Regions from separate parts of the Homo sapiens genome. Here region 2 is linked to region 1. Evidence: chromatin loops called from intact Hi-C (ENCODE). Cell type or tissue: endothelial cell of umbilical vein. All regions are shown on one strand.

What was found. A loop is a pair of places that touch in the nucleus more often than their neighbours do. Peaks named below come from ENCODE experiments on the same cell type or tissue, not always from the same donor. Only the 100,000 strongest peaks of a DNase experiment are listed, where the experiment ranks them.
Region 2: a loop joins it to region 1, with 8 times the contacts of the local background. A loop is called at or near these places in 2 of 110 quality-filtered maps.

What each region holds. Positions count from the first base shown.
Region 1 is chr1:188,780,433-188,785,432 of GRCh38, forward strand. No RefSeq gene overlaps it. Among named protein-coding and RNA genes, the nearest start is that of LINC01035, 120 kb to the right of the region's middle. RefSeq lists an enhancer at 1,806-2,100. In endothelial cell of umbilical vein, a CTCF peak has its summit at 1,989 (motif pointing right); no DNase peak of the experiment used is centred here.
Region 2 is chr1:187,926,370-187,931,369 of GRCh38, forward strand. No RefSeq gene overlaps it. Among named protein-coding and RNA genes, the nearest start is that of LINC03121, 290 kb to the right of the region's middle. RefSeq lists an enhancer at 1,877-2,378. In endothelial cell of umbilical vein, a CTCF peak has its summit at 2,081; a DNase peak (open chromatin) is centred at 2,132; H3K27ac peaks cover 252 bases.

The sequences.
Region 1 (5,000 bases):
TCATGTTTCTAGTTTTTAATAAGTTGGATTAACTTTCTCCTGCTTCTCATCACATGCATGGTTGGAGAAAAAAAAGGGAGGCTGCAAATAAAAAATGATTCCGTAATTTCACCATTGTGAAGTAGCCATATTTTTATATATTGGCACATTTTCTTTGTTACTCTCTTTACGCTCTCTTTCCCTGCTTACCCCCAGGCTGTCTCAGCTTCCCTTCAGTGTGTCCCCCTATCTTCTAAGAGGTCTATGGGGCACTGACTAATATGTGCTTATAAGCAGGATATTTGAGGCCTTGTGCTTTAATCTCCTATTCATGAGCTTGCTTTAATAGTTCTGTGATCATCATGCCACCAGAACCCAGATCTGCTCGATTACCACTCCCCACTACTGCCACTGCAGTCGTCGTTTTCCAGTTAATTCTGAAAACATGAGGAAAAGATTGCAACATCTCAAATTGATATTAAGAAATGTTTGAGAACAATTAAGGCAAATAATATATGTGTGTTTCAATTGCCAGCAATTTAAAGGCCCTTTGTGGAGCCAACTCTTTGATGGCTGGCCACTCCAGTTTGGTCAGGAGAAACTAATGTTCTTGCCCCATTCCCCTCCCTGTCAGCAGTCCAGCCAGAACTTGAGCAACAGCTTGGGCCAAATTTATTTTAGTACTTTAGTACTTCAGTTTTAGTACTTTAATACTTAAGTTTTAATAGAAATGTAATCTTTTTAAAAATGCTTTATTTAGGTGTGATGACCTACAAAAAGCTTTAGATATTTAATGTATACAACTTGATGTGTTTGGGAATAAGTATATATTTGTTTCTTGTAGTAAAAATTTCTTAAAACCCACAAGTTTATGATCTGTCCACATATGACCCCAGTAACCATTACATCATAATCTGAACTTGTTAAAAAGTTAAATTATTCAGTTTTACATAAAAGTATGTATGAATAACATCATGTTGGGCTGTGAAAATCTGAATTGAATATTCTTTTAAACTATTTTCATTAAATATATGATTTAATTTTTTGTTGTTTTCCCTACCTTTGTCTTTATACACATTTATATGATCTTATGCGATTTGCACTTAAAAAATATATTTTAAAATGGTTATTTAACATTCATTTATGTTAAAATGATTGTTTAAATGGCAAAATATATGATGGATTATTTCTTAAGTCTTTTACCAGTCTCCAATACCTTTAATAATCTATAGTAATATTAAACTATAGGATTAAAATGGTGACATATTTTAATGGTTCCTATTAGCTCTTCAAAAATGTCTGTAAGAAAAAAATATACTTTCTTTAGCCATAATTGGCAGTGGCAAGTCAATTTTGAACAGTACCTTACCATGTTTACAAAATTTTGATAAATGCATAAGTAAAATGCTATGACATTTAATAGATTTTAGCATTAACAAATATAATTATATTTATGTATTGTTTGGACTATTACATGCCTATGCGTGAATAATATATTTACAAACTTTATCTTTATCATAGGGTTATTTATATTTTAAATGATTTTAATAGATGATTAAATACAGGTACTAATATTTATAAAGACTATATTTTGCTATTTGATTTATTGGTTTTATGTAATTATTAATGTATACATATTACAATGTTTTTTTATCCAAGCTTATGGGGTTTTTTAGCTTTTGTTTTTAAAAAGATTGTATTAGTTATCTATGCCTGCATAACAAGTCATCTCAAAATTTAATATCTTATTAACAGTAACATTTATTATCTAACATTTTCCATGTTTAAGGACACGGATGTCTTTTCCCAGGCCCTGTGACTCTGGATTTCATGAAGCGACAATTAAGGTGTCAGCCAGGACTGCAGTCATCTGAAAGCTCAACTGGGAGATTATCTTCCGAGATCATTCAAAGACTTAGCGGTTCCTCACATGTTGTTGGACACAGGACTCAGTTCCTCACAGGCTGGAGTCTTCTCCACAGGAGAGCTCATGAATTGTCATCTGTTGTCCACCAGAGGGGGCAAGTAAGAGAGCAAGCGAGGGTGAGAGGTAGCCAGTAATACGGAAGTCACAGGTCTTTGGTAACTAATGATATCCCATTAATTTGTTATATTCTGTTGCTTACAAGCAAGTTACAAAATATAGCACACACTCAAGGGATAGATAGATATAGATGTAGAAATATATATAAAAAAATTATAAGCTTGGAGATACACACACACATACACACTCACACATTATACTAGAAAACAAAAATCACTAGGAGCTATGTTAGAGTTAGAGGCTACCTCTTGTACCTTTCACAATCTTATAAGAATTTTGTGCGTGTGTGTGTCTGTGTGTGTCTGTATGTGTGTATAACATTCTTTCTTAGACTTTTGGTTTTTCAATAGATTTTTAAATTTAAATTGTTGTATGTTTTTGTTAAGACATTTTAGTATAAATATAAAATATATTTGGATGATGAAATCATAGTAGACATACCATACATATACTCAAATATAGCAAATAATTGAATAAAGTTTCCATAAACACTGTCAACAAAATAAACACTTTTCCTGTTAAATTGATTCATGTTTACTATGTATTTCTTTTTCTTCTTTTTTAATGTTGCATATTCTAATTCTGGGGATTTGTTTTTAAATGTTAAAATGGAAAGTAGAATTATCTAACTCTGAGCAGAGGAATATTAAATTATGGGCTATGCTACACCGAAATCTTTCAGGGTTACTTTACCAACGCTCTGCAATAATACCTTATCATGGTTTTATAACTGTTAGGGATGAAGTTATTCAAATTAAATAAAAGCCTGGAAAGAAGAATTATGTTTTTCTAACTATGCATAAATGTAAAATATAACATTTAAAATAATTAAAATAAATAAGACTGATTATTAAAGGCAGTTATAGACTTGTTATACATGTGATACTCTAAAGAAAATATGCTGCTATTCTGAACTTTTAAAATGTACTTGAGTGAAGTATATACATGTAAAATTAATTTTAAATAAAGGTTCCTCTTAACCTTCTTTATATTGACACAGACAAACAATATCTACTCTTAATTACCCATAAAAAGAAGGCTTTTTTAAAAACTACAAAGCTGAACTATTTTCTTCCTTCAATTTTAGAGACAATCATGTTGTAAGAATATGTGTAATCCCTTTCTTTTCTTTTTTTTTTCTTTTTTTTTTTTGGAGACAGAGTCTCACTCTGTTGCCCAGACTGGAGTGCAGTGGCAGGATTTCGGCTAACTGCAGCCTCTGCCTCCTGGGTTCAAGTGATTCTCGCGTCTCAGCCTCCCAGGTAGCTGAGATTACAGGCATGTGCCACCATGCCGGGATAATTTTTTGTATTTATTGTAGAGACAGTGTTTCGCCATGTTGGCCAGGCTGATCTCAAACTCTTGGCTTCAAGTGATCCACCCGCCTGGGCCTCCCAAAGTGCTGGTATTACAGGCATGAGCCACCATGCCTGGCCTGTTTTTATCATTTTTTTATTTCAAGTATTTGGCTTAAGCCATCGATATTGGATAGTATTTTCTATTCCTAAAATTATACTCCATTGAATAAACTCCAGGTGTATTATTTATGATGCTTATCTGTAACACTATAAAATTACTATGTCTATCTAGGGTGTTTAGTATATACATCTTTGAAAAAACATTAAACAAACAAAAACAAAAAATAGACTCATCACACTAGGCTATTTACTGAGTTGACCTCTTAAAATATCCTTCTGTCCGTTTAAACCTTTCGGTATTTTGTAGAATCTCTGGATACTTTTTAACTAAACAAAATTTTCAAAAAATTTCAAATTTCTTAAATTTACATTTCAACCTTTCACTCTAAATTTATTCTGGCCTCTACTATGCCACAATAATTTAAACATGAAAAAATATTCTGGTGCCCTCCCTGCTTACAATTTATGAATAACATGTCAAACTACTCACTAGCTTGCATGACCACAGGATTTTCTATAATACTTATAATTCCTTATTTTTCCCAAGACATAGTAAGTGGCCTCTCCTCCATGTTCTTGTGGTTACTAATTTACCCCTTCATCTAATTAGCCACACATTCGTTTATTCATGAATTAATAGTGTGGTATGCACTAGGGGTGCAATGTTGAGTGAAAGCAGAACTTACCATAATTAATTGAATAATTTATTCACACATAATGTTTACAACTCTTATTCTCAAAAAGTTTGTTTTAAACCCCGAAGAAAACTCATCTATCTACCACAATTGGCATAAAGCCTTGCATCTAAATTTTGAATAAAATAAACCTGAATTGTATAATCATGCAAGAGTCACTCCATATGATTCCATTTCAGATTATTATTTTATCTTTGTGACACTATCACAGAAAATATTTTCATGTCTGTCATTCCTGTTGATTCTCCTGTATGAATAAATTATTTCTCTTTTATTCAGCACTGTATTTTTTGTATAATAGTTGTTGGGCTTAAAATTTAGTAATTTTTTACTAAAACTTTCTACACACCAAAATTTCTGTTTTAAGAGATACCCAGACAAGTTTCAGGTCACTGAATAATCAGTATCAATGTGCCAAGCAAATGACTAGATGCCTAAGCATATCAGTAAGTGACTACATATCCTGATCTACTTTTAGATTTCTTCTATTTGCAATTAGTTACCCATGACTGTTCATATCAACTTTAGCATTAGATAACATTAGTGAAAAATTACATTTCAAATTTAGTAAATTTGTGCTAAATTACAACCCAAAACTCTTTGAATATGCTAAGATCTACAGGGTTGTAGTATATAAAAATGAAGTAAAATACTATAATTCTTTTAAATAATAGACAGATTGCTTTATGTTGTCCTAATTTACAAAAGTGAATAAGCAATGTTGTTATAAAGAATTAACAGAGCCTATGATAATCAGACATTTAAAATAATATTTTAGTTCTAAAATTGAACCAAACTTTTGTGCTGATCATTTACTATAGTTGAGATTGCTAAATTTCTATGAAGACAAATATAATTATTGAG
Region 2 (5,000 bases), 850 kb before region 1:
GAAATATTCGGTCTGCAATCCATTATTGGCATAGTGCTATGGCAGTGATAATAACTGGTCATTTTATTTGTGGTAATCATTTGAAAAATGTATGGAATCAACTTTGGAATTTCTGTATCACTTTACAGGCTTTGCATGTTAAAAAGGAATGTAGAAATTGATGCAATATTGGCCAATATATGCAATTCTGATGGTAGAGATGATAAATAGTCTTCCCAGTTTTGTATTTCCACTTATATCCTCTAAAATTATCCCTAAAAAATAGCTATTCAGTCAGTACATCACAGTCTTTGTGCATCTAGAAGTGGACATACGACTAGTGGTTTCTTGTTTTTTTTTTTTAAACTAGTGAAATATGAGCCAAAGTGACGTGTGTCATTTCCAGGCCAAGGTTTTTAAAAAAGTTGGTGTTCATTCCCCATACTTTTCCTTCAACAGCTAGAATTATATTAGATGTGGTCTTAAACAGAAGAAGCCTCATACCTGAATCACCACATGAAAAGCAGTGATCTGTGCACATCGAGCAATGCTTTGAACTCTGACATTAGCCAGAAATACTTTTGTTTTATTTCAGGTATTAGAGACTATATGTTATAGTACCTAGTATTACCCAAACTAACAACTCTCTTGGTACATACTGTGACAATACATTAGGAAGAATTGAAAATAAGGTTTTTATTCTTATTCAAGCAAAGCGAGTCTCACATTGTGAATAAACATTTTTGATGCGAGGGAAGGATTTGAAAGGATATTCTAGTGTGAAACAGCACTTTCTTGAGCTAGTCAGAGAGGGAGAAACAATTGAATTTGAGTTTTTGAAATGGGTATTTGAACTCTTAATGAATTGATGTTTTTCCAAAAGTATGTTTTATCAAATATGATTGGAAAACAATGCATTATGTATCCAACCTCTAGAGTTACATGTGCATTATCACATTAAAGGTTTTTTTGTTTTGTTTTGTTTTGTTTTGTTTGAGACAGAGTCTCACTCTGTTGCCCAGACTGGAGTGCAGTGGTGTGATCTTGGCTCACTGTAACCTCCACCTCCCAGGTTCAAGCGATTCTCCTGCCTCAGCCTCCTGAGTAGCTGAGACTACAGGCATGTGCCACCACACCAGGCTAATTTTTTTACATTTTTAGTACAGACGTTGTTTTACCATATTGGCCAGGTTGGTCTTCCAACTCCTGACCTCATGAGCCATTGTGCCCAGCCCAGATTAAGGGTTTTAAAGACCTGAAAGCAAACTGGTATTTCTTAATCTCAGCTTTTCAAACTTGCCTTACAGGGCAACTCTTTTCCCCTTGTAATACCTGTTAATATCTCACTGGAATATGTTTGGAGAGAAACATTGGAAGTACTCGCTGTAACTTACTCTGAAGTGAAGTTTAGCTTCACATAAGATTACCATTCAAGCTGATTACCAAATGTTATTGCTTGGAGCTACTTTTACAACAGGGAATGGTGGGTAACATCTAGGTCACAGGTGTCAGAGTTCAAGCATTGAATCCTGATTCTATCTCTCACTGCTAGCTGTATGAATGGGGACAATTTCCTCTGGTCCTAAATTTCCTCACTGTAAAATGTGTTTGTTATGAAAATTAAATTAGTTGATACACATAAAGATCTTATGTGTAGAGCACATAGTAAGCGCTCAACAAATATAGATGGTATCTGCACCTCTCTTTAAAAAGTCTAAAGCTACAGAGGAGTGAAGAATCCCATATATTAAAAACAAACAAACAGAAATGAAAACAAAAACAAAACAATCATCAGCTCAGAGGGTAAATGATATACCAAAAATGGATACACCTTTTTTGCCAAATAAAAACAAGAGATACATTATTGAAGAAGCAAGATGAAAAGAGAAAACAAAGTAAACAAAATCCTAGTACCATTTGCATGCTTGTAACATTTTCCCAGTGTTAATCCATTTTTTTCTTCTGTTTACCACTTCTTTCTCTTAAAATTACTGAAAAAAAAGAGCCTCCAAAATCCTCAAGAATGGTTGATACTTTGGAGAATGGAATAGAAAGAAAGTAGGAAGGAAGGAAAAGCTGCGAAAATTCTTCTGTGTTTCTCAGAGGAATGAGGCACGTCAGAAATGGGAGGCGGCAGCCAGAGGGAGCCCGTAGCTTAATTAAGTCTCACAGGAGACACTGTGATTGCATCTTAAGTGAGGGGAAGAATGAATACAGAATGGTTCCAGGGCAGTTTGTATCAACAGGGGACCCCTCCCCTTGTTTCTTCTCTCTGCCTTCAAAAGTGTTTCTTAAATACCAATATGTTGTCTTCAGCTTTGTCTTTTTTATTTTTTTTAAGTTTCAGAAAATTAAGAAGATTAAAAAATGAAATTTGTGTATAAGGGAAGCTCACTTTGGAGACATGAGATCATTTATTCTGGAAAATCAGTGTCTGGGGGAAACAAAAGCAGCAACAATAGTCAGGCAGACATTTAAGTGAGGCTTTAATCTACAGGCTCAGCACAGATGAAGACTGTGTATGAAACAACAGATCAAAAGTAGCCAGTCCTAGGCAAGAGACTTCACACAGCATAAAGTGTGTAGAGAATTTGCGACCTTGGAATTAGGCATGTATTTACTTATCTCTTAATGCACTGCATGGAACTTTACAACGAGTGGGAAAGCATGTGTTACAGGCATTGATCAAATATCTATCAACATGTCTCAATTATTTATCCATCCTATTTGAGCCAAACTATTACACTCATGCCAGACAGGGATAGGAAAATGACTCTGTAGTAACTGCAGATAAACAGCGAGTGCGATGTTGTGCATTTTATTTTGTGAATGGTGACATGCCATGTTAATCAAAATAACCACATTTCACCTTTCAGCTTTCTTTAAATTGAAGCCCTTGAAGTCTTTTTGGATCTTTTCTTTTCTCCTGGAGAGCTAAAGCATAGCTCCCTACATTTTCTCAGGTGTGCCTATGGTTGTAATTATCACTGTATGCTGATGCCACTGATTTTCTTCTTAGCCCAGTTTTGTTCTCTAGCTCCTGCATAATTTATTCAGCCATATCTATTCAGGTAGGACCAAAATAGAGCTCATGATCTCCAACCCCAATGCATTTACTTTGCAAATCAATAAGTTAGAAATTACCTATGACACCTCTCTGTCCCTCATCATTTACACAAAATTCACCATTGATTCCTTCTACATGTCATTAAATAGTCATTTGAAATATTAATTTCATGATTATGTAGTATTTTATCTTTGTTCTCGAATGTATTTAACCATCTTCTCTTCCGGGTATTTAAGCTGATTCTAAGTTTTCATTATTATATGTAATATATAAAATAATAAACATTCACTAATGTATTAAATAATATAGTATATAATTGATTTTATTAATTACTAATTATTTCCCTATTGATAATTTCAAACCTCCTAGAAGCCATAAGTTACATTCATAAAATTGGTCTTTAACAGGAAAAAAATGATGATGCCAAATGTTTTGATTACTTTTGAAATTCAAATAGTTGCAAATGTACTCATTGTTTACACATTTGTAAATGTTTTCATGAAAAAGTCAAGAAAATTTAATGTGTAAGAGACCCTTAACCAATATTAACATTTTAGAACTACATACATCATTACAGATTGCCCCTAAGGATCACAGGTGTTTCTTTTGTTGACTATATTAAAGAAGACACTAGCTTTGTTAAAATATTTCTTTTATATTGGAAAGAATATTTGGAACATATGATATAAAAGTGGGTGAAATACTTACAATCATATATCTGGAAATAATTCTCTTTATAACAAGTATCTACCAAGTACTAACTATGATTAGGAACTGTGCTAAGTGCTTTGCATGAGTTGTCTCTCGATGATCTAATGCAACTGGTACCATTATCATCACATTGTAGAGAAGAAAAATAACCCTCATGGTAAATATTTGTCCAAGGCTATTAATGACAAAGAGAACATGCTTTTAATATCTGAGTATCCTGCTATCACTTAGTATTGAAAAATATTATTTAGAATACTAGATACAACTAAATTCACAATTCACCACCTTCTGAAAAGAGAACCAGCTTCAGAAATATAAACAACAAAAATTATTTCATCTTGATTATCTACATCTTCTGTGTGAGTCAGTTTATTCATAATAACAGGTTTTATAAAATTGTTGTCATGAAATACTAATAATATATAATTATAAGTGAATTTACTAATGGGAGTAAATGCAGGACCAATACTTTTGTATATCTGTTTTCTTACGTGTAACAAAGTAACATGGAGAATTTATAGCTCTGTTATTACTTTACCAAATTTCTTGCTCTCAATTCCAAATTCTACTTTTTCTGAATTAGCACATTACCTTTCTTTTCATGAACAAGTAAACAAAGGCCAGATCGGTTATATTTCTTTACCAAGGCCAAGAACTTGAGTCAAAGACCCTGATACACATGCAGAATATAATCATTTCTACTCCCCATTGCATCCTGCTGTCACACATTAACATCTTGTTGACTAAAACTTGACTCATATGATGCTATGAAAAACCAGTAATTTTCAGATATTAAAATTCTCTATCACAGGAAAGTTACTTAAATATTTAAAAAGTAACTGCTCTTTTTTCTGTCTTCTACAGCTGCCATTTTCTGTAAATATTTATAATTTCATTAATTCTGTTTAAATCAGGAAGTCATCCTTCTGAAAAGGACTTTACTTAGAACTACAGGTTGAAAACTAAACATTTCCCACCACATAGATTTTTCTTTATGAAAATGTTACAGTTGAGAATATGAACAACACCTGACCTCTGTTATATTTGTCATTGCCCTGACTCAAGGAAGGGCAGACACTGAGTTTAAGTACAGAGAGCCTATAGTCAGGTATTTCTCTAGTATAACAATTCTTTTCATATTACATAAAGGATATGCCTTCACTTTGTAAACAAATCTGATTATATGGATAAAGTGACCAGCATCTGCTGAAATCCCCTTTCTAACTTACCAAACTTAGTGGTT